Regions from separate parts of the Mus musculus genome. Here regions 1 and 3 are each linked to region 2. A link is a loop called in an ENCODE intact Hi-C map of the cell type or tissue named here. Cell type or tissue: heart. All regions are shown on one strand.

Region 1 (8,000 bases), 210 kb before region 2:
GCCAAATCATCTCTCCAGCCCTCCAACTTGTTTTTTGAGATAGGGTCTCACACTGAACCTGAAGCTCACAGATTCTGCTACACTTACTGATCAGCAAGCCCAGTGTATCCTCCTGCCTCTGCCTCCCAGACTGGGATTCCAGGCATGTCACCAGGTGCAGTGCAGGGAGCCACCTCACTGGCCTCACAGGTTTTTCTTTTGTTAGACGGTTTCTCACTAGCTGTATCTCTTGGGTTTGGAGTGATGGCTCAGCGGCTGCTCTTCCACAGGACCCCAGGTTCAATTCCCAGCACCCATATGGCAACTCTAGTTCCAGGGAATCTGACACTCTCACACAGATATATACATATAGACAAACGGCCAAACGCACATAAAAATAACTTTTAAAATAATAAATTAATAATGCACACACACAACCACAAAGAGTCTTTATAGTTTTAGAAGTCTTTAGGGTCTCTAGATTTAGAAGCCCAGGCTGGCTTTGTACTTGTGAGATTTTTCGAGCCTCAACCTTCTAAATGCCAGGATTATACAGGCCTGCACTTCCAAGCCCTGTCATTCCAGAGTTCTTGGGTGGATTGGGTCACCAAAAGCTTTGGGGTTTTAGTTTCAAGGAGATAAAATACCTGGGAAATGTAAGCGTTTCAAGACTCGGAACCACGTGTGTTCCGGAAGATCCGGTGACTCGGGAAAAACAAAAACCAAAACTAAAACTGTCTCACTGCTGGCGCTTACAGGTGTGGGGAGTCCTTTTCCAAACAGTGCTAAGGACTGAACAAAACTGGGGCGCGGTGAGAAGGGCCCACCGGAACCAGAACACGGCGTCGGTGGCGCATGCGGACCCGGAAGCAGCCTGTCACCATCGCAGGGCCGACGAATCGCCCTTTGTTCACAACGCCCACCTGGGCCTAGCTCGCAGATCCCCAAGTCCCCGCCGGCGCCGGCTACAGCCAGCCTCCCGCCGCCCGCGCGCACCTGCGGCCTCCGCCGTCCGCGCCGCGCGCACAGCACCAAGATGGCCCCGGCCCAGCCCCGGGGATGCGCTCGCCTAGATGCTCCGCAGTGGGGAAGCCAGAAAAAATCGCCCGGCTCTCCGGGAAGCGCGGCGCGGTCCCCGCGACCTGGTGCCCTTCCTACGTCGTCACCATTCAGCTCCCGTCACCTCCTGGTCCACCCGCCGCCAGCAGATAGCGCGGCCCCCGCGCCCAGGTCTGCGTGCCCCGCTTCCTTTTGCACCCCGTCGCTCAGGCCCCGGGCCGGCTCACCGCGGTGGAGCCCTTTTTGACCGCCTCCTGCGCGTACTCCACTTGGAAGAGGTGGCCGTCGGGCGAGAAGACGGTGATGGCGCGGTCGTAGCTCATCACTGCGGACGCACTAGCTCGGGCCGCCGCCGCTCAAAAGCGCACACTCACCGTCAGCGCCCCGCCCTCCCGGGCCACGCTGCTGGCGTCTGGCGTCAGGGGGACGTGCGGCACGGCGGGGCGGGGCAGGGCGGGCGGAACCACCGAAGCTCAGCACAGGGGGCGGTGTACCGGCTACCGGCTGGACGAAGAGCGCAGGCCGGGTGCAGGGGGCCTCCGCGCGGTATCCTGACCTGGGAGGCAGTCGCGTAAGGCGTGGGGACGCGGGGGACTCGAGCGCGCATTGGCGACAGGCAGGCGGGCGAGCCCACGGCACCGCGCCCCCCGTGTCCCCGCCCCCGCTCTGCGGAGAATGGGCACCTCGGGCCGCGGGGCGCAGCCGGAGAATAAACCCCAATGATCACGGGCTGAGTCCGCGCCACCACCATGTCCGTGGCCTTCGCGTCGGCGCGGCCGAGAGGCAAAGGGGAGGTCACTCAGCAGACCATCCAGAAGGTGGGCATGGCCGAGGGGGTACAGAGTGCGGGTGGGCGCGGGGCACGAACAAAGCCGGGGCACAGCCCGCCGCACGGAGCCCTGACGGCGGCTCCCCGCGCCCCCAGGAAAGCCTGCGCCAACTTTGCTGGAGGCACTGGCAGCGGGGGCCCGGCGGCCGCAGGGGGTGGGGACCCCGGAGCGCGTTGCGCGTTCTTCTCCCAGAGCGCCCCAGGCAGCAGACGCAACAGAGCGAGACGCCAGGGCCCGCGGCCCCTCCAGCCGGGGCGGGGGCTTGTCGCGCTCTGCTGACAGCCGTGGTAGCGACGGTCGCGCGCCTTTGCGCGATGCTTGGCGAGTGGAGAAGGGGGAGCAGGCAGCCTGGAGGCGCGCCGCTGCGGCGAGCTGGCCGCTCTTGTGAGGTACTGCGGTGCCCTGCACAAAGGAACGCATCCAAAGTGTGCGTGCCATTTCCAGAGCCCGCACCGCTGTCCAGAGCTTGCTGCACGCGGCGGACTTGAGGCTAGCGCAGCCCCGCCCCCGCTCGGGCCACTGGGTATCCGCGAGCCTCGCCTTCTGCACCCTGGCTTCAGACACCGCAGGTTTGTCCTGCAGTCTCTCAGTTTCATCCTTTAGTTTGGGCCAGTTTCTCAGAGAAGGCGTTTGCGTGGGTGTGTGGACGTCTTTAACAAAAGGAAGCTTTAAGTTTTGGCTTGGACACTTTAGCTTCTTACTGTTTGCCTTCGCGGTTCCAGGCATCTTTCTTACGCGATGGCTTTTCCTAATTCTGGTTCCTTTTACAGAATTCTTGAATTCTTTTGAGCCAGTTAGTTCCCAAAGGAAATTGGCCTCTCTACTCCCTCAGAGGCTTGTGGGGATTTTCTTCGCTTGTCGCCTGTTTCCCAGATCACCCTTGCTATCCTCCTTAGGAACATAATGGTTATCACTGTTGGCAAGTCCTAGTTAGCAGGGGAGATTATTGGAGGAAAGCAGAAATGCAGGTTTTATAGATCTTGCCACATTTAACTTTTTGCAGAAGTGACTTAGTGAAGGAGGCTACAGAGGCTACGTGGTAAAGCTAATAGTAGCCCTTCCGTGTGGCTCCACAGGCTGCTGTCTGTGTGGCCATGAACTAGGAGCCTTGGTTGGTGGAGGGTGGAGTACTCCACACATTGGCAGTCCAGACAGTGCCCAGGCACTCTGGCTGCTGGATCTTAACAGTCACTCTTTCCAGTGCCACTTTTGGCTTCAACATTTTTAGTCAGTAGTCAAACGTGCTCATCAAAGATCCTCAGTTTCTCCAGGCAAAGGTGTATTGGAGGACTACGCCAAACATCAGATCACAAAGAGGAGATGTTGGCTGACCTCAGCTCAGGGCAGAAATTCAGCCTGTGCATCTTTGGAAGTGGGTCTTAAGTTTAGCCTGTCAAGGTCCTTAACCTGGTAGGGCTGGCAATTCACTTCCTGTCTCTGTGAATCCTTTACTGGGGAGTCTGAGAAGGCCTGAGGGGGGATGTGTCATGTACTTAAACCGTGCACTCTGACCTGGCCTGATGATGCGCCACTGCAGTTACATTCTGCAGCATATGTGGCAAGACGGTCTGAGAACAGCCTGAGCTACATGATAAGTTCAAAGGCAGCTCAAGATGTGTGTGTGTGTGCTAACCAGCCCATGATGAGACCACTGGGGAGAGCTAGGAGTTCCAGAGAAGGAGAAGGCCAGTGGGTGGTGAAAGCAAAGGAAATAACAGCGCGTTCTTGGAGGACGGATCCTACTCAACCGTCACAGCCCGCAATGTCCTCTCCTCAATCTTGTCTCGACAGTCACAAGGCCATTGTAGTACTTGGAGGTATTGCTGGTGGCATATGAGTTAGCATGTAATGAAGTGGCCTTTGCTGGTCCGTAGTCTTGCATGGTACACCCTATAAACTATAAAATCCATAGCACAGGTTCTGCCTAGGCGAATGTATTCGTGTCCCATAACTTCCCTGACTGGCCACAACCCAGGTGACATTAGACAACAGTTTTCATTCACTCACTCTGTCAAGGTGTGAAGAGTGGCTGGCTGCCTTCCTTCTCTCACGAAGTTCTGGGGGAGGCTACCTCATACCTTCCCAGCTTCTGGTGGCTCCCACAGCCTTTGGTGTCCTTTGGTCTGCGATGAGATCTCTGTTTTCCTCTTCTGGGATCTCCTCGCCTGTTTTTCTGACTCTTCTCAGAAGCATACCATTCTTATAAGGTAACAAACATTGGTTTGCAGATAGCCTTCTTTCCAAGTTTGGGGCTTTCCATAGAAGTAAGAGTATGAGGTCAGGAAATTTGAGCAAGCTTTGAATCGTTCTAGATGTGGCCTGCAGGGAGGGAGTGGTGACCCAGAGTGGGAGTCTGGAGAGCTGCCCTGACCTGGAGCAAGTGACCTTGTGACAGAGCACTGGCACCTAACGAGGATGTAGTCAGAACTGTGCTTTTGTGTGGACAATGTGTGTGCCTGGGATCCTGAAGTGGAACTACAGCTGGCTAGAGCCCTCAGAGACACCACTGGCCAAGGACCAACTCTAACTCTGTCTTTCTCTCCACTAGCTGAGGGCTATAGTATCCCAATGTCCAGCACTGTGCGCTCCTGGTGCAACCAGCCAGGGTATAGTGCAGTGATTTGGGTGGCTGCATGCCTATTAGAAGGCCCACTGGACGCCCCCTGCTGTTTCATGTAACAATTACACAATAAAAGTTACATATCTCTATTGCTGATTATTATTATTATTTACATGCATGGGTACATGTGCCACAGTGTACAGGTGGAGGTCAGAGGATTATGGAGTCACGTCCTTCTCCTTTGACTGGGGTTCCAGTCTCCAGGCTTTTTTGGGGGTGGGGGTTAGGTGTTTTGTTTTTTGGTTTTTTTTTTTTTGGTTTTTTTTTTTTTTGGTTTTTGGAGACAGGGTTTCTCTGTATAGCTCTGGCTGTCCTGGAACTAACTCACTCTGTAGACCAGGCTGGCCTCGAACTCAGAAATCCTGCCTGCCTCTGCCTCCCAAGTGCTGGGACTAAAGGCGTGCACCACCAACACCCAGCGTCCAGGCTTCTAAAGTCAATCCTATTAATAAGGCACTTTGGCTGCTTGGAACATTAGAGCTGTCCCCATAACGGTGAATGATGTGTGGAGCTGAGTCTGAGTCCCCTATTAAAGTGGAAGAGTAATGGCTCTTGGGTAGCTGTTCTTGAGCAACAGTACTTCCTAGGGGGGCACAAGGTTTCTCCTCCCATCTCTGGAATGGGGAAGGAATGATATCCCTTCATTCCTCAGTCTGGAGTTCACCTTGGGGAGGGAACAGCCCTTTGGCCTCTTTGCTTTCTGTCAGGCAGAGAACCACTCTGCATGGTTCTCAGCCTGATCCTTGCATTCCTTGGATGGAGAGAAGTGGGGACAGGTGTTCTTTGGAAAGAGACACACAGGCCTGTACCCTCTGCTCACTGAGGCCTGGCTGGAAACACTCCCAAGAAGACAGCTCTGGCCAAAGGCCAGATCTGTTCCCCAGTCTCAAAGTGGGAGTCACTTGGAGCAGGATTCAGTGTCCGCCACCTCCCTACACCCCATCTTTTGTGTGCCTTGGGAAAGAACACCTATCCCATTTGGTATGTGGTGTTCTGCCTTAGGCATGTTCCTAGATTACTGGACCATCGCGCTTGACTACCACTATCTCTGTGCTTGGAGCCCAGGGACATTTCCAGAAAGTCCCCAAGCTACAGGTGAGGAACACACTGTGTCCAGCAGGTGCAGTGAGGGCTAGATATGAGCACCAGCAAATGGCGCGGAACTGAAGCTGGAGGAAAGCAGCCAAGCTTCAGAGCCTAGTTCATGGAGTGTGTGTGGGAGAGAAAGGCCTGAAGGAGTGAGGGGTGGGGGACTGTGGGATGCTGTGTAGAACAGGCTGTGGGCAGGATCCATTTGCTACCTTTCAGATTGTGTCTAGTTGTAAGCATGTACACATGGGGTCCTCTGGTGTAGAGGAATTTTAATTCAGCTGCTCTGGCAAGGAATCACATCCAAAGACCTTCTGGTCTGTATGAGCTGGCTGGAGTGCAGACACTCTCTTAGTCCACAACTTCACTTCCTGACAATGAAGGGAAGGTTAGCTTATAGAAGGAAGCAGCCATGCTTGAAAGCTGTGTTCAATTGAGGGGCAGACAAAGTGACAAATCAGAGAAAGATTTGACAGAATGAGTCAGGCATGGGATACATCCAAGCAACACACACACACACACACACACACACACACACAAAACAACACAGCAAAGAGAGGCAACTTAAAAGTAATGAGAGAGGAGGCTGGAGAGATGGCTCAGAGGTTAAGAGCGTTGACTGCTCTTCCAGAGATCCTGAGTTTAAATCCCAGCAACCACATGGTGGCTCACAACCATCTGTAATGGGATCTGATGCCCTCTTTTGGTGTGTCTGAAGACAGCTACAGTGTACTCACATACAAATAAATAAATCTTTTTTTTTTTTTTTAAAGATTAGTGAGAAGAAAAGAAGATTGTGCGTGTGTGTTTGTGTGTGTGTATGTATTGGTTTACTGAAACAGGTTGTGTGTGTGTGTGTGTGTGTGTGTGTGTGTGTGTGTGTGTGAGTTTTACTGAAACAGGTTGCAGAGAGAAGCCAGACACAGGTGAAAATAGAACAAGCCAGAGAATGAGAAGGAGCCAGAAGATCAGAACATATTGCCTATGTTCTAAGGCCATGGTATGAATAGGAGGCCAAGCAGAACAATTCAATCAAAAGCAGAGAGCAGGCAGATTGAATCAGTCAGCTTGGAAGATTAGATTGTATGCAGGTTAGAAGCTTCCAGGCCCAGGCCTAGGGATAGGGATAGTTAGCATACAGAAAAGAAATGCTCTGGGCTCAGCCCAAGCCGTGTATTTGCATAGCTTGAGAGCAGCTCTTACCCCATCATCTGAGGAAATGAAAGTGATGTTTACACTCTGGACTGTGTGAGAGCAAAGAGGGCTGCTCCGGCTTCTTGGGCTCAAATCCTCTTCCATCATTTCTTCTTGACACGTGCTTTTGGGCCTCAGTTTCCTGCTTTTAGAGGGAAGGTGATGTTGAGTTAAAGCCAGTTGAGCAGTATGGATGGACCAGACCATCTTGGTCCCGTTTTGCAAGAGTGCTGAGGCCTCTGTAGGAAATGGTAGAAAACCGTGGCCAGTCCAGAATCCTGTAAAGAGGCGGTTGGTGGCATGCAGTTTGGATTCATCTGAACATGCAGGGTTTTAACGTCATCTGCCATCTGTGTGTACCTTTCCCCAGTGCTGAGATTTTCATGGAGGCAGGGAGATGTGCTGTGCTGAGCTAACTCAGTCTTCTCAGTATTCAAAGATGCACAGGACCAGAAATGACACCCGTGTTGTCTCAGGAAGGTGGAAACATACTGTACCTGTGGTCGTGTACTTAACTGCGTGTGTAGTCTTTGAAAACGGGACATCTGCGTTAAGCGTGGTAGTGAGACTACAAGGCTGTGTGTTCCTCCCACGTGCACGGCCTGTGTGTGTGTGATTTGGGGACTGCTTGGAAGCTTGCACAGCTAATTCATGTCTTGTGCAGTGGGTGAATGTTCAGTAGGGCTGCAGCACTCTCCCGGAGTGTGCTTAGGTCGGGCATCGGCCTCCCGGAAATGACTCAAAGAGAGCTGCATCACCAAAGGCTTCTCTACCATGGGTGACAGCTCACAAAGCTGGGAGCTTGCGGCAGACTGCACAGACTGCAGACTGCTCGGCAGATTGGAGAGCCTCTTCCAGGTGGGTGGGTTTGTCTGGGAGTCTGCTCAGTGGTTCTTACTCCTTATATACTCCTGAGGCCTAGTGAGTCTGGTCAGTTTCAGGGACTTCCTGAAGCTATTTTGAGTTGTTTACTTCTTGTCTTAAGGACGGTCCCTGTAGAATGGACTGTTTCACTTCTCAGAAAATCCTGTCCTAAAATGCAGTGTATCTCACCTCCCCTTTCACATCCTGGTCTTTAGAGAGTTTTTCTCTAGGATGGAAGGGAACAGAAAACAAGGAGATGAGAGGGACAGTTGTGCTCAGGACCTCAGCCCATGGACTGGAATCATTCACAGTGGATGATGGGTCTTCTTACCCCAGTCTAATCTAGGTAATCCTTCAGTTGTGGG
Region 2 (8,000 bases):
TGCTGGGATTTGAACTCTGGACCTTCGGAAGAGCAGTCTGGAAGAGCAGTCGGGTGCTCTTACCCACTGAGCCATCTCACCAGCCCGACTTTCTCTTTTTTAAGATTTGTTTTATGTAAGTACACTGTCTTCAGACACACCAGAAGATGACATCCCATCTCATTACAGATGGTTGTGAATCACCATGTGGTTGCTGCGAGTTGAACCCTGAACCTATAGAGCAGTCAGTGCTCTTAACCACTGAGCCATCTCCTCAGACCTTACCCTTCATACTTTCTAGTTTTATTTTATTTTATTTTATTTTATTTTATTTTTTGAGACAGGGTTTCACTCTATAGCCCAGGCTGTCCTTGAACTAGCAGCAATCCTGTCTCAGTTTTAAAACAAGGGAAGTGCTGTGATTAGAGGCATGAACTGTCACACTGTCTGTACCCATGCTTTTTATGGTTTAAAACTGCCAGGTGGTAGAGGTGGCAGAGGCGGCACATGCCTTTAATCCCAGCACTCAGGAGACAGAGGCAGGCAAATCTCTGTGAGTTTGAGGCCAGCCTGGTCTACACAGTGAGTACAGTGTGAGAGGCAAGCTCTGTCATTACCTGAGTAATGAGATGGCTTAGGGAGTAAAGGCCGTTGCTCCCACAAGCCTAAGAACCTGCACTGCCCACACCCATCCCCTTAATACTGTTTTTTTTTTTTTTTTTTTTGTGAAGGTTATTCACTGACATCTTACAGAAGACCAAGACTTAAGTCAGAAAGATCAGGGTACTGAACACGTGCTCTGTTTCATGTTTTCCTCAGCCAGATGTGGGTAGGAACCCTGCTGGACAAAGAGCAAAGCAGCCAGGTGAACTAGAACGACTTGACTCGACCGTTACACCAGTTGATTTAATGAGCACACTGTGCTTACCTGTGCATGACTTCACTGTCACATTGGACCAGGACTTAGTAAGTGCTGTCAGCCACATGCGGCATAGTATGGGTGATGCTGGGCAAGGTACGGGGTCTCTCTGTGCAACCCTGGCTGTCCTGGAACTCATTCTGTACATGGGGCTGGCCTCCAACTCAGAGATCTGCTGGTCTCTGCATCCTGACTGCTGGGATCAAAGGTGTGTGCTGTCCCCTGCCCCACCTTGCTGAGGACCCTTATTTAGTAGTTTAGACTCTTTTATTCCTGCTAAAAATTTGAGCTTTCCTATTCTTCCTTCCTTCCTTTCTTTCTTTATATATATATTTTTATTTTTGAGACAAGGTCTTATTTTGTATACTAAGATCAAACTCTTGATCTTCTGCCCACATCTGCCTAGTGCCAAGCTGCAGGCAGGCAGTGTCCTGCCTCTCCCAAAGGTCTGGAACAGATGGTGTACATTCTGTGAAAGCCCTTATCACAGCCCTGTCTGCTAATTTAACATCTGAGTGAGTTCTGGATCTCTCTCTCTCTAGTGACCAGCTAATCTGACAATCACTGAATGGACACCAGGCCATGTGAATTTTCCTTGTTGTGGGCTTCATGCAGCCTTCCTGCTTCATTTATTTTGGAGGTGCAGTGGAGTTACTACTTCTTTGATCCTTGCGAATCTTACTTTTACCATGTTAGGTGGGCTCTGGGCATTGTTTTTGGCAGTTACCACAGGCTAGACCTTTCTGAACATTCTGCCTAGCATCATTTGCATTAAGCTTTTCTACTTGACTCCAGTCCCAGCCCTTTCAAGGAGTGCTGAATTTGCAGAGTGGAGTTTACTAAGATTTCTGGGGCTTCCTTTTGGCCATGCTCTCCTTCCTGGCACATCGGCTGCTTCATCTGTGGCCACTAAGGAGGCCTTGAGGGTTCAATTCAATATGCACGGATGCAGCCAGAGCAGCTGCAGATCTCAAAACTAAAACCACCCCTGTCCACATGCCTTATGGATGATATGAACAGTGATTTTCCTAAGGTCAGAGGCTCTGGTATCCTCACTTCTTTTCTTTTTTCTTTTTCTTTTTTGGTTTTTCGAGACAGGGTTTCTCTGTATAGCCCTGGCTGTCCTGGAACTCACTGTGTAGACCAGGCTGTCCTCGAACTCAGGCAGGCTGTCCGCCTGCCTCTGCCTCCCGAGTGCTGGGATTAAAGGCGTGCGCCACCACGCCCAGCTAGCCTTGCCCTTCTAGCCCATTCCTTTTGCCTTGCTTAAAAAAAAAAAAAAAAAAAAAAAAAAAAAACCACGATAGATTCCATTCTTAAAGTTAGCCACCAAACTCTACTCCCTTATATGGTCACTTCCTCCTCGTGAGGCTGACTACCAAAGTCCAGCTATTAAAAGTCCTATCCAATCAAAATACACCACTGTGCAGCCCGGTCTAGCATGGAACCCCCCTTTTCTCTTATTAAAAGTTACACCTGCAAGGTCATTTGCTTGTGTTTTTCTGACCAAGTAGAAAACAGCCACTTTAACTCCTCTTCCCCACCCCCATTTAAAGGAGCTCTCTGTGAAAACAGGTGCTTGGGTAAGGTGTCTGTGCCTAATCTGAAAGATAACCCCTGCTGCGCGGGAATTTATTATTTTTTTCAAAACAGGGTTTCTCTGTGTAGCCCTGGCTGTCCTGGAGCTCACTGTGTAGACCAGGCTGGCCTGGAACTCAGAAATCTGCCTGCCTCTGCCTCCCGAGTGCTGGGATTAAAGGCGTGCGCCACCACGCCCTGCGCGGGAACTCTTAATGCATACATGACTACTGGTTTCCAGGTGTGAGGAGGAAAGTGTAGCCTCGGTTTCACCAGACCCCGTGACAGACAGTCTTGGAAGGTGATCACCAGTCAGTGTGCACATGGCAGGGAGGTTCTCCCCAAGACCATGTAACTGGGTGTATGTCCCAGCTCCAGACTGCAGCTCCAGTCCCAGAGAGATATCAGGCATAAAGTTCTACAGATGAGTGAGCAGTGGATTCACTCACGGAGAAATGTAATCTCAGGAGAGTCGTCAACAGCGTGGGCAGTCTTGTGTCCGGGCTGCTCTCTGACCTCGTAAACAAAGAGGCTTACTGAGCATTATGGTGACTGTGGTCTGGGAACTTTCCTTTTTCGAGACGGGAACTCAGTGTAGTCCAGAGTGGCCTCAAATAGATAATCCACCTGCCTCGGCATCCCGAATGCTGAGATTAAAGGCGTGCACTCTCAGGCCAGACTCACTTCCCTAGGCGTGTGGACCGGGTGGCGGCTGGAGCCAGAGGAGTAGGGCAGGGCCTGGGGCGAGGAGGGGCAGGATGGCAAGGACGCAGGGTGAGTAGGGGGTTCTTGAAGAGAATGAATGTGCAGCGGAAAGCCAGCGGTCCAGCTCATTTGATCCAACCTCAGTTTCCTCTTCGGAGGATTGGTCTTCCCGTTCCCGCCTCCCTCCGCCACGCTCGTTCCCCTCCCAGGCTCTGGCGGCGCCTCAGGTCGGTGGAGTCAGGGATCCAGCAGCGGCTGGGCTCCCTCTGACAAGCTAGCCTCGAGGGCGGCTGGAAGACAAGCCAAGTCCAACCTCTCCAGCGGAGGACGGAGGGGCTGGACTCCGCAATGGAGGCGGGGCCTGAGGAAGAAGGCATGTCTTGGCTGGAGGCGGAGACAGGGACCGATGCCTGTGCTTTGTGCGGAAAGAGCCAGGCTTTCTTTGCACCGGAAGCGGAAGTTAAAACACACAAACAGGCCTCCGGTATGGTGGATACGAGTACCCTGACCCGGAAGCACTTACCGAGGACCCGCCCTCCTGCCCAATAGTGCTGCGGAGGCACGAGCTACTTCCTTTCTGCGCTCTCGCTGGACAAGTGAGCAGGTAGGCCTCGGTGCGGGCTGTGTGCGAGCGGGGCCGGGCTGGGCCGGGCTGGGCGCAGTTGGGGAGGTCGCGGTCACATGGCCGAGAGTGCTTGCGGGCCATGGGTCTGGTTGGGCCCGCAGACTCGGAGTGCGGGCCTGACCAGTCTCAAGACCTGCGTGGTAACTCTGCAGGGACGGCCTCAGGATGCAGAACGACGCCGGCGAGTTTGTGGACCTGTACGTGCCGCGGAAATGGTGAGCATCTGCGGGCCCGTCATTCTCGCGCCCGCTTTCCCCGCTCCCATTCATCCACTGTTCTTTTGCGACCTATTAAACGCACTGTGCATCTCTTTACCCAGCTCCGCAAGCAACCGCATCATTGCTGCCAAGGACCACGCGTCCATCCAGATGAACGTGGCCGAGGTGAGCTGGGAACCTGACGGTTCCTGAGGGAAGGAATTACGAGGCCCTCAGGCCTCAGCCTGGCTCTTGGTGTGTTTACTAACATCGGGGTGAGGTCGAATCTTCCAACCTCTTTTTTTTTTTTTTTAACCCAGGTTGATAGGACCACAGGCCGGTTTAATGGCCAGTTTAAAACCTATGGCATCTGCGGGGCCATTCGCAGGATGGTGAGTTCTACCACCTGGTCTGCCTTGTACTGTTCATGTGACATCTGAGCTCTGATGGTGGTGTCCTTTTCTTCCTGTGGGAATGGTTTTGGGCTTAATAGTGCATGCTCTGCCTGCTAAGCAGGGAGCCAGCTCTGTGTGGATACTCAGGTATTTATTTTTAATTTTAAAGGGCGAGTCAGATGATTCTATTCTCCGATTGGCTAAGGCTGATGGAATTGTCTCAAAGTAAGTGTGGGGGACAATCTCACATTGGGGTTGAGTGGCTTGGGACTTCCCAAGAGATACAGCTTTTAATACTACTTTTTCCCCTTTGTTAGGAACTTTTGAGCAGAAGAAATCGGGAATTTGTTACAAATAAAAGTTTTAAGTACCTGTGACAGTTAAGTCTGCTTTTGCTGTTTTTACTATGTAGGGCTGGTGTTTTTATTGTGACCAGAAAAGGGCCGCACACTTACCTGAAAGGAGACAAGCAAGGAAGTATGTTGCAAAAACCAGTTTTACTTTAACAAAAACATTTTAACACCTTCCATTCATAACCTACTGGACATACACCACATTCTGAGGTCTGACACAGCTGTGTCCTGTTGAGCGCTGCGGGTGCAGCACCAGGTCTGTGGCATTGGGTCACAGTCCAGCTGGACACCATGGATATACCTCAGATTTCTGGACTCAGTCTATAGGACTCTGTTTAGCCCGTGTTTGGTTTAAGGGTTGGCTTTAACAGTGCTCAATACCACAAACCAGCAGCTCTTAGCGAAGCTTAGGAAGGACTAACAGCAGACCAGCTTGGTAAAATGAATACACCTTACTACATCTAGAAGCTTAAATAACATTTATCCCATCAGTCAGCCATATATATCTAAGTTCATTTAAAAAAAAAATGATGGGGCTGCCCTGAAGATAACCTGTTTGCAGGAACGACTTATTGCACCTAAAGATGCTCTGAGAACGTGGCATGCTTACACCAGCATAAGCATGGACAGGCTAAAACGTATTTACTATCCTTTGAGCTCCTGTCTGAGCTGTTACTGATCCGATAGACCTAGGTGGTCGGTGTCAGGCTTGAGGACGAGCATCTCTGGGACATGAGACTGGAACCAAGCGGTGGCTGGCGTCTGCCAGGCTGGTGACCAGTTTCTAGGGAAGGATAACAGGCCTGGGGAGGTGGAGGATAGCTCTTGAGTGATGACAGTGGCACAGGGCAACTTGGCCTGATGACATGTAGTCATTGACAGTAGGTAGCAGGATCGGTGCCTTCCTGCTTGAGGATCAAGTGTGGTTCAAAGTCAGCAGCAGGCCTGAATGGGCCATTGTCTGTTCCCATAGAGACCAAATCTCAAGTTATAATGACTTTTCTCCATCACGATATTGCTTAGGAAAGTCAAGAGCCCACAGTCAGTGGTTGTCCAGTGACAGGGAAAAGCTGTGCTGGCAGGAGGCAGCAGGGGTTGGCCAAAGCACTGCTGTGCATGTGACACGGGTTTCACAGTGGCAGATGCTTTAACAAGGTGCAGTGAGAGCAGACTCAGAATCAAGGTGTCTGCCCTATCCTGTATCTTGACCAAAGATAAAATAGTGCTGATGGGGAACTGCCTGGGTGGAGGCACCAGAAGACAGAAGCCTGACAATTGTAGCAAGTTCAGAAGGTCTGGACACCTAGGTCTCTACAGGAATGGTTTCATGGGTAGGCAGAAGGAAGGCTGGCCCTCAGGATTCACAACATAAGCCAGGCTGGTCTCGCCACACGAAGAACAAACCAAGCCCCACACTGTTCACTTGCTTCAGGAAAACCCTCAACAGGGAGCGTCTCGAGGTCAAGGCGTGCTCTGCCCCAAAATTAAAAACTTTCCAAGGAAGCCAAGCTGCCGTGGGTTGTGAGGGGCAAGTGCAGTTACTGGAGGAGGGACAGGAACACTAGTCCTCTAGCCAAGCTACTCAGCCTTCCTGCCAAAGCAGCCTCCCTCTGGGGTGCACTGTTTGGGCTAGAACTGCTGGGTGAGGCGTCTGTAGTGAGGTAACACTTGGTTCTCTGGGAGGTACAGGGCCAGTTCCAAAGCCACGAGCACCGTGAACTCAAAGCCAATGAGGTCTTTCCTGTTGAACCGGAACCTTTCCTCCAGCTTCTGCAGTGAGGGAAACAAAGGGTGAATGGGTTAGCTCCATCTGTGTCCCCGTCTAAGGCCCAGTGCCTGCTGGTGCACACCTCACACTCACGTCAATAAGCTGCTTCACTTCACTCTTGCGGAGGTCACTGCTGATCTTGGCAGCCAACAGAACACAGGCTCCAGCACACAGTTTGCGGTTCTGTTTGTTGAGCTTGCCCTGCAGTACGAGCTTCTCAAAGTACACATATGCCATGGACACGGTCACAGGCTCCAAGCTGCACTCTTCAGAAAGGTTCCGCATCTCCCGTTTTAAACTGTGGGTGGGATGGGAGCCATGACGCTGGGGCAAATCCATGTCATGAGACAGCAGTCACCCTTCCATGGCTATGCCATGTTCTGTGGGCTGTCAGCACACATGGAGAAAGCCCAGAGCCAGGTTAGGTGGCTGGGAAGGGGTATCTGCCTAGCCCTCCCTTACCTCCTAATTTTGCTCAATGTCAGTTTGATATGAGGGAACTTTTCCCTGAAGGTCTCATTCATATCCTTCTTGAGGTCTGCAGGTTTCACATACTCTATAACGGTGGTCTGTAACAGAGCAGAGGTGAGTGGGCCAAGATGCTTGGGAATGGATGCCCTGCAGCCTGCAGGTACACACATGAGCATGTGGGACTTCAAAGAGGATTAACATGGCTCAGTCTGTCCATCCTCTGGATAAGCCCAGCCTGCCAGGCGTTCAGAGCTGGCTGCAGGAGATGTCCAGCATGACTGGCTGTCCTGCTTGGGCACACTGCCCTTGGCTACAACCCTTCCCACTACCTGTTGGTGCTGGGTGGGGACAAGGCACCCTGAGATGGCTGAGTCTCTGGTGTGGAGGGTGCTCATTCAGTGTATTACCTGAACCTTGAACTCACCATGTATGAAGCAAAGATGAGTACACGCTTATGTTTTCCACACGGCCACTGTGGGTCGTCCAGGAGGTTGGGATTGTATTCCACTGCATCTCCCCCGTCGCTTCCTGTAGGCAGAGGCAGCCAATGACAGCCTAGATCCTGATCAGAACCCACACCTCCCCTCTCCCATTGCAGCCAATGAAGAGGCATGAGGGCAAGGCTCAGGTCTGAGAGGTGCTCCAGGTCACAGGCCAGCTAGGGCTTAGGTCCAAGAAGTGATGCCTGGACAAAGCCTGCCCCCTTCCCGTCCCACACTGACCCTCTCTTCTGCCTGACTCAGGCAGAGCCTAGGGCCACATTATCTGGAATCCTTTCCTCTGAGAAGCCTTGGTGCAGAGGCATGAGTGTGGCTTATACTGCTGTCTGGCCCATGGCTGTGCCTAGCCCAGACCTTGGCTACCTAGTTCTGTGCCAGCTGGTGTTGACTTGGTAGGCACAGGTTTGTGTCTTGAACCTGGTGGAGCCCTGGGGATGCTGGGCCGAGGCTGGGGCAGCAAGCCATGGCTGTCATTCTTGTGTATAACCAGAGCATTAGTAGGGTACAGGA
Region 3 (8,000 bases), 140 kb before region 2:
GCGGCTCCCTCCAGTTCCTGTTCCCTTCTCTCTGTCTTAAGAGTCTGCCACATTAGTCTGTTTATGACAGTCATGTAGCTGCCCTGGCCGTGGTGTGGGTGTACATAATTCAAACTCCATAATGACCAGGGAGAAAACAGAGGTGGGGAGTTGTTGGCAAGCCTGGTTGCAATCAGTTACCTCTGCAGCTGCCCTTGGGATGGCCATTCAGCCAAGTAGCCAGTGCTGGTATCAGGAGCTCACACACCGTCTCTCAGAGACATGACCTCGGCAGAACAGGTACTGTAGTGGGGTCTTGGGGCAGCTGTGCCAAGTTTCTGAGAACCTGGGTCCACACTGCCTATAGGGTAATACAGAGAGTGATGTCACAGCTGACAGTGAAGCTACTGGAGAAGCTGTTGTGGCATAACAGAAGACAGAGTCTTGGAAGGCCACTTGTCCCCTGAGGTGACACTACAGACCATGTTAGCACTCTCAGAGTCTGGGTAGTTGATGAGTACTTGTAGCTGTTTGACCTCAGCCCTGGCACCTGCAGGCATCTTGTCCTTTGAGTGCTAAGTCCAAGACAACCACACAGGAAAGCCGGAGAGAAGTGGAAGCAGCCCTACTGCAGAGAGCCTCCAGGGCTTCCAGGCAGAATATGGGCTGGTGTGGGGCCCTATGATGGTATGGAGCCCAGCCCATGGCCAGAAGCCTCTAATTCTTTCCCTGGAGTGTTTAGTGAAGCCTCCCAGACTATGCTGTGACAACATTAAGCCTGCCTACCGACTCAGCCAAGCTCCAAACCTCTTCATGTCAGTGCTCTTCTGGGGCCATCAGACTGTGGCTTGTTCTAGGCAGCTGTGAATGGTGACTGTCACACAACAAAGGGGCACTGGCCAGTTCTCAGACCTCTTCATCTCTAGAGATGGGGACAGGTGCTATGATGGAGGGCCCTGCTCTGGAGAGAAAGGAGGCACAGCCTCTTGTGATCTGTTCAACTCTGCCTGTCTTCACTGAGTCCTCTCCCAACAGCCCAGTTAGTACCCACATTGAGCTCCTCCATGCCCTTGGCCTGGTTCCTGCTAGGTAGGTCTAAGACATTCCTCTGTCTAGAGTCTTTGGGGAAGGGGAGGTTTGAGACAGGGTTTCTCTGTATAGTTCTAGCTACCTGGAACTCACTCTGCAGACCCAATTGACCTTAAACTGAGAGACCCACCTGTCTCTGATCCCTCAGTGCTGGGATTAAAAGTCTGTACCGCAATGCTGGGCCTCTGTCTGAACTCTTGACCTGTGTCTGGCTGTGTCTGGTAACCTGCTCTCTGTTCTGGAAATTCCCATCTTCTCTAAAGGTCTAGGTTCCATATCCTGTATGTTTGACTGCCATCATGGCCTTGTCCAGCCTGAATGCTTTATCTTCTGATATCTCTGGGTTCCTGCCCTCTGCTTGACCATCTCCTGCACCCCACTGCAGTCACTCTACATGTGACAACACCATGACAAGGTGACTCTTGCCTCTGATGTAGACCCCAGTCTGATGGTGCAAGACTAGATGGTCAAGTTGGGGACTAATCATATCAGGCTACTCCATGTAGCCAACGAATGTCCTCTTCTCAGCACCTAAGGTCATGGGAGGACCAGGCATCCCCTGTCCATTTTTCCCCTGTCCTGGTTGGGGGAGAGTCTGCTGGACTGGCCCACTGGGCTTGTCCTGGAGTCTAACTGCTGGGCAGAAGAGCACTCTACCCAGCTGGAGCACGGATGCTAGTGGGGTTAGCTGTTATGCACCCCATAGGAAACCCCCTCCCAGTCACATCAGGGTCAGCCAACCAGCACCCCAGAGGGTGCCCTCAGGGTTTCTCCAGGGTTCCCCATTGTGCCCTGTGACCTGTGTGGTGCTCATACTTCTGTGAATATGCCCAGCCCCCAACCCCCACCCCAGAGTTATGTGGACTCCTCAACTCCTCTTAGAGCCCTGAGCCCTCTCTACAGCCCTCAGAAACACAGTTTAAAAAATAAAAATAAAAGGAAGTTGAGTGACTGTTGGCTTAGGACTGCTTGGAAGACCCTGCCCTCTGTAAGGTGGCTCTGTTTACTCTTGATGTCCCCTGGGAGTCCAGGCAGCTCCTTGGGGAACAGATCCCTGCCAGGAAAATAGAGATGGGAGGAACTGCTCAGGGTAGGGCTGAGAATGCAATTAATGAAGGCGAGTCTTTGGCTCCTCAAGAGAGGAAGGATGGGGCCTCAGAAGCTGGCGGGGTCGGGGGAGAGAGAGAGGGAGTAGGTAGAGAGAGTGTTTGTGTGTGTGTGTAAGGTTACAACAGGATGAATCTGACCTGAGCTGTAGAGACAAGCTGGTAACAGGAATATGTCCTATCTCCATAGAGGCCTAGGATGGCTGGGTGGGTGTCTGAGATCCTTGCTGATACCTGCATCCCACACATTCATCCATTTATCTGACATGCTCATAGCCCACACAGTCAGGACACAACAGGAAAACATAACAGGGTGTCTCCTAAGGCCCCCAGACTTGTGTAAGACAGTGGGGCTGAGGTGCTGGTGGTGGGCTTTGGAGTGAGGACTGGCACCTATGAGGGCTTGCACAGGTTGCTGACAGATGAAGCTGTTGCTCCACAGAACTCAGCCGGGCGGAGCTAGTGCTTACCTGTTCCAGTTGGGACAACAGTGGTCATGTGTGGGAAGCGGCAGTGCTGAGCCTGATAACTGAGAAGGAGGCTAGACTCTGTCTTTTGTTTGTTTGTTTGTTTGTTTGTTTGGAGAAAGGGTCTCTCTATGTAGACCAGGCTGGCTTTTAACTCACAGAGATCCACCTGCTTCTCCCTCCCCAAGTTCTGGGACTAAAGGTGTCACTACTCTTGACTTGTGTGACATTTTGAAGGGGGATCCTGGCCAGGCATGCCCAGTGGAGAAAGTGGGTCATTTCATCCACCTCGTTAGGAATGGCTGGCTTTAGGAGCCTAACTGCTACCTTGTCCTCTTGACTCTGCTCTCCTGGCGAGCCTCTCTCCTTGGGGTGTCACCTTTAGGCTCATATCTCAACACACAGTCCAGGGGTAGGTAAAGGGTCTGTACTCAAACCCTGCATCTGGCTTTCAAGTGCACCTGTCTGAGGTCAGCCTGCTGATGGGGAGGAGTCTAGGTAGCTCCTAGATGGATCCTGTGCAGATGACCGGGTGCCCTCGGAAGGTTTTCACATACCTTCCCAAGCCCCAGGAAGATGGAGGCACACAGAGCAAATGACAGGTAAAAACCCATCCCATGTGGACACTGGGCTCTGTCCTTCCTGGGTTGTCTGTAGGATCTACTTGCACCATCTCCTATTGCCAAGGGCTCAGAAGGCCAGGCTGCTCTTCAGGCCAGGGTATTGGGGAAGCCCTGAGCTAACTCTGTCTTCCACGGGTGCTCTGGGGAGGCCTATCCCTGAGTCACTTTAGAGCCATGGCTAAGGTTGTCTTGGATTTCCTGACTTCTCCCAGCCTTGGCAACACGACCAGAATGAGGCCCTTTATAAGCCCCTCCAGATCTTCCCCAAACAACCTCAACCTGATAGCCTGGCCCATCCCCATCCCTGCAGGGGATAAGTCACGGAGCTGGTTGGGGAATTAGCCATTGCCCAGCCCACTCCTTCTATAGCGTGGCTGTACATTTTGCTATGAGAAGGAAATGTGGCCGAAGAATTTCAAGATAGTGATACCAGTGCAGTAAATCCAGCTTGGGTCTTGCACACTGGCATAGGCTTGCTTCCATGGAGGCTCCTGGCTAGACTAGAACACTGTGAGAGACTACCACATCCTCTCAACCACAGGTCAGGAGCCAGGGCAGGGCACCTGACCTCTGTGGTAACCCAGCCCGGCACACAGGCAGTGGCCACTAGGTCCTTGGCTGTGTCTTTCTTTGTTTTTTGTTTTTTATTTTTGTTTTTGTTTTTTTTAGAGACAGGGTTTCTCTGTATAGCCCTGGCTGTCCTGGAACTCACTTTGTAGACCAGGCTGGCCTCAAACTCAGAAATCCACCTGTCTCTGCCTCCCGAGTGCTGGGATTAAAGGCATGTGCCACTACGCCCCGGCAGGCTGTGTCTTTTTTGACTGCCTCTCCCAAGATGGGGTAAGGGTGCATACCCTCTCCCAGAAGGACTCCAGTTACCAGGTTGCCTTTCCCCTATGTCCTTAGCTCCACCTTATGGAGGAAGCATGCTGGTGCCAGGGAGGGAGGGAGGGTGGCCTTGGCTAGCCTTCCTCCCTGGCCTGGGCTACTACCGGAAAGAAGAAACCTCCATTCTCTGTCCTGAGCCTCATCTCTGCTCTCCATCTAGGCTCCCCAGGCGTGTTTAACCTGCCCCTCCCATCCGGTATGCAGCTTCCCTGGCACCGAGGCCCAGCCAGCGGCTCCGGCCAACGCATTTGGCTCTCAGCAAGCTAAATCTAACCCAGCCCAGCTGTCGCTCCTCCAGTTCTCTCCTGCCCTGCCAGTTCCCTGCACGAGGATGTGCGTATATTCTTGCCACCCGATATGGGTCCCTGGGACTTGTGGATCCTAGACCAGGATCCGGGACCTCTCTTTGCTCAGGTGTATTCTGCATCTGTGTTCAGGGTCCAAGGCAGGGTCAGTGTGTGGCAGGTGCTCAGGGGATACTGGGAAGAAAGACAGGGACCCATCTTCCATCAGCTCCAGTACAGCCAGGAAGAAGGAACCATAGTTCCCTGGGCCAGCTCCATGCTGGGTATGGAGTTGCCCTAAAGACTATGAGATGGAGTCTGGCTGGCATCCGTCCCACACTGGCCCAGGAGGGTATCGTGGAATTCCATTGTTATGGGCTTTAGTGTATGTGTGTGTGGGGGTTGAAGTCCCAGCCCCTGGGGCCTGGGTGGGGGTGGACAGTCTCAGACACTACTCAAGGTGAGGCCAGCAGGTAGGCCTACTAGGCAAGTGACCACTGTAATCATCTCTTCTGAGCCTGTTTTACTTAGGCCAGTGACACCCTCAGGTAGAATGCTTCAGCCTTGTCAAAGTAGCAGGGGATGGTGTCCTGGCTAGTGAAGTGTAAGTGGAGAAATGGATGTTGGGAAAAGAGAGAGAAACCCACTTTCCACCAGTCAGAGTACAGCTGGGAAGAGGGACACACTGGTTCACTGGCTGAACTTTCCTCAGCTCCTGGGGCAGATTTTCAAGCTGATTTATCTTGGGGGCGGGAGCAGCAATGTTATCCTTCCTCCCTCTTTTCATCCCTTCCTTTCTGGTTAGAGCTGTGTGTGATGATTAGAGCACCAGCCACTGTTTTGGGCCATGGCGTGACATGAGACTGGAAGGAACCTTTGTTGAGTTATACAGCAAAGCAGGAGTGAGACAGGGCAGCTTGGGCTCCTGTCACATGGGAGCAAGCACACTTCTATTTTGTTGAAGCCTTTGTTATTCTGGGCTTCTTCAGAAATGGAGTGCTTGCTAACCATTCCTGAAGGGCAGGCAGCCAAGTCGGCTCAAATGTTTCCTTCAGCAAGGCAGGATGCCATTCTAGTGACCTGTCAAGAAAATCTCAGTGTTCGCACATGCTGGGTCTGAGCTGGGCTCTTTGCGTGCAGGCGCCTCCACACACTCTGGTCAGCCTTGTGGGGGAGGAAGAAGCGTGCTGGCTTTGACCGGTTTTTCACACATCCCTCTGATCTCAGGAAACAGTAGCTAACTAGCAAGTGAGGCCTCCTGACCTCAGGTAGGCAGACTCCTGGGGGCCTCCTGATCACTTGCCATGAGTAGTTGAGCATTTAGCTGACACAATCCACTCTAGGGCACTCAGCCTACAGTGGGGCACACAGAACTGGGAAATGAGAAACGGGCCAGTAGCTTCCTTGGTGCTTAGAAGGGAGTCTGTGGGGCCTCCTTTTCCACCTCCTCTGGATCCTCACTCCTTGACCTCTACAGGACCTGTCACTAGGAAGGTTGTTAGGGTAGCTTCCCAAAAGAGGAAGGAGTGTTGGGGTTAGCCTGGGATGGCTTGGGCTTGCTGTCACATAGAAGGAACTTTGGGGTGAAAAGTTTAATGGGGAACACCACTTTTCCTGCTTCCTTTTGGCAGAGTTTAATAGGTGCAGCTTGTTCGTGTCCCAAAGCCACAGGGGGAAAAAGAATAAGAAAAAGCCCTTTTCTGCTGCTATTGATAACTTGTCTCTTCACGAGGCGGGTTCAACCTAAAAATACCCACCCTCCCCGACAGGGAAGCCAGCATCGTCACGTTGCAGAGGAGACTTGAAAGTTGACTGAGAAGAATCAGCCGAGCCACGTGAGCCGGTCCAGGCCTCTGTGGTCAGGCTGCCCACTGGCAGCCTACTTCCTGTCCCCACGGAAGATTCCATGGCATGGCTGAGAAGAGAGCTGGAAGTGTGTTCTGCCAGGGACCTGGGAATCTGGGGTGGAGATGGCCTCAGGCTGGCTTCAGCAGCAGGGGCCAGGTGGGGCCACATACAAGGCACCCCAGTTCCTGGATGCCACACCCTGGCCCAGCTGGCGGACAAACAGGCTGAGATGAAGAGATAGCATTCTGGCAAAGAGGTAAGAGTGGAGTGGGTGAAGGGCAGAGGGTGGGTGGTTGGTAGCCTGTCCCTGGGCGAGCTGCTGCTCTTGAGCCTTAGTTTCCCTTCTGGAATGGGGAGCGATCATCTCTGTTCTGCCTCCGTCAGGGGTGAGGATGGAAAACAGGATGATGGGGTTCGTGTTGCTATCTGGCTGTGACCACCCACAGCGCCAGCTGTGGTCAAGGGAGGCCTTGCGTGGGTCTTGCGAGACACAGGCAGATGGCCCACCCTTGAGGAAGGGGTAGTTCCCGCCCTAGTCAAGAAGACAGAGGGATTCTGTCAGGGAGCCTCTGGCCTCCATTCTAAGCCCTCAGAGTTGGCTTGACCTCCAGGATCTATCCTGTAATCTCCCACCTCCACTTAGCACTTGGGACTGGATGTATCCTTTATTTATACCATGTGGGGTGGGGCAGCACCCTCATGGCATCCCATTGTGTCCCAGGAGCTGTTCAGGAAGGAACACACTCCCCAAACAGTCCTTTGGCACTTCTCAGATGCTGAGAGCACTCAAAGCTACAGCTACTCAGGGGTCCTGTGACATGGAATCTGATCTTGTGGCCCTCAGCCATAGCCCCTTCAGGAAACTCAGGGCAGATCCTGGTCTGGAGTCTGGGCATAGCCAGACTGCTGGTCCATCAGACGTCTCTGTGCCTTGCCCTCTGGAGGCATTAACTGGGTTGAGACCCAGTCTGACATCCGTAAAGTGGGAGCAATGACATTCGTCTCCCTGGTCAGCTGCTGACATGGGGGAACTGGAAGGGACATGGACATAATGAAACACTTTGGGGGCATTTTGACTATCACTATCTGCACTGTCATGGCCGGGCGCAGAGCCAACTCTTCCTCTTTCTACACCCTACTAGTCCATCCTAGAGGACATTGCCACTCGGCGAAGATGGAGAGAGCCCCTCCCCTACTGACAGGGATGCTGAGCCACCCAGCCCTGCACCTGAGGCTGCTGAAAGGTGGCAGCAGCTCCTAAAGGGGGCAGAGAGCCAGGAGCAGTGTTAGGTACCTGTCAGCTCACCTTTTACCTAGAGGTAAAAGCGGAAGTGAGGAACTCAAGGCTCTCCTCAGCCACAGCTGGAAGACAGGTGGTTGGAATGCCACCCCGGCCCCAGGGTCAGCCCATCTACTACACAGCTTGAGTAGGGATGCCCAGCCCAACCTGGGTGGTTATTCTGCCCAGATGGCAGGGCCCTGTAGCTCAAAGTCCAAAAACAGGTTAGGTAAGCTGTGTCCCTCTGAGGCTTGTCTCTTGGAGAGGGGCTGATCTTGGAGATTTAGGTAAGGGTGTGGGTGGTGGTGGGTTTCTGAGCTAGTCTTGGCCAGGCCCCCAGAAAAACTGCAGAACCTGGTCAGTCTGACTATCTCCGTGGCAACCGGCTAGCTGTCCTTGTCCTGGCTGGGGGGCCAGCTGCCGCACCCTTCCATCAG

Evidence for each region. Peaks named below come from ENCODE experiments on the same cell type or tissue, not always from the same donor. Only the 100,000 strongest peaks of a DNase experiment are listed, where the experiment ranks them.
Region 1: a loop joins it to region 2, with 4 times the contacts of the local background. A loop is called at or near these places in 5 of 42 quality-filtered maps.
Region 3: a loop joins it to region 2, with 2.7 times the contacts of the local background. A loop is called at or near these places in 4 of 42 quality-filtered maps.

The regions. Positions count from the first base shown.
Region 1 is chr2:180,041,013-180,049,012 of GRCm38, forward strand. It overlaps Psma7 (proteasome subunit alpha 7), which reads right to left and starts at 1,452. Exons shown (of 7, transcript NM_011969.2): 1 at 1,266-1,452. The coding sequence starts at 1,361. Ss18l1 (SS18, nBAF chromatin remodeling complex subunit like 1) reads left to right here and starts at 1,471. Exons shown (of 11, transcript NM_178750.5): 1 at 1,471-1,856. The coding sequence starts at 1,788. In heart, CTCF peaks have their summits at 1,538 and 4,534 (motif pointing left); DNase peaks (open chromatin) are centred at 1,439 and 4,475; H3K4me3 peaks cover 3,136 bases; H3K27ac peaks cover 2,447 bases.
Region 2 is chr2:180,253,663-180,261,662 of GRCm38, forward strand. Rps21 (ribosomal protein S21) reads left to right here and starts at 3,717. Exons shown (of 6, transcript NM_025587.2): 1 at 3,717-3,785; 2 at 3,959-4,021; 3 at 4,126-4,189; 4 at 4,324-4,395; 5 at 4,568-4,623; 6 at 4,716-4,782. The coding sequence starts at 3,972. The coding sequence ends at 4,725. Cables2 (CDK5 and Abl enzyme substrate 2) reads right to left here. Exons shown (of 10, transcript NM_145851.2): 6 at 7,854-8,000; 7 at 7,415-7,518; 8 at 6,982-7,088; 9 at 6,613-6,817; 10 at 4,877-6,521. The coding sequence ends at 6,381. It overlaps Mir3091 (microRNA 3091), which reads left to right and starts at 3,874; the gene lies at 3,874-3,949. In heart, no CTCF peak of the experiment used is centred here; DNase peaks (open chromatin) are centred at 2,739, 3,479 and 7,599; H3K4me3 peaks cover 2,653 bases; H3K27ac peaks cover 2,279 bases.
Region 3 is chr2:180,109,931-180,117,930 of GRCm38, forward strand. Gm46782 (a long non-coding RNA gene) reads right to left here and starts at 821. Exons shown (of 3, transcript XR_001783600.2): 1 at 766-821; 2 at 181-340. It also overlaps a transcript of Osbpl2 not described here. In heart, a CTCF peak has its summit at 4,169; DNase peaks (open chromatin) are centred at 4,411, 6,311, 7,671, 7,811 and 2 weaker places; H3K27ac peaks cover 1,619 bases.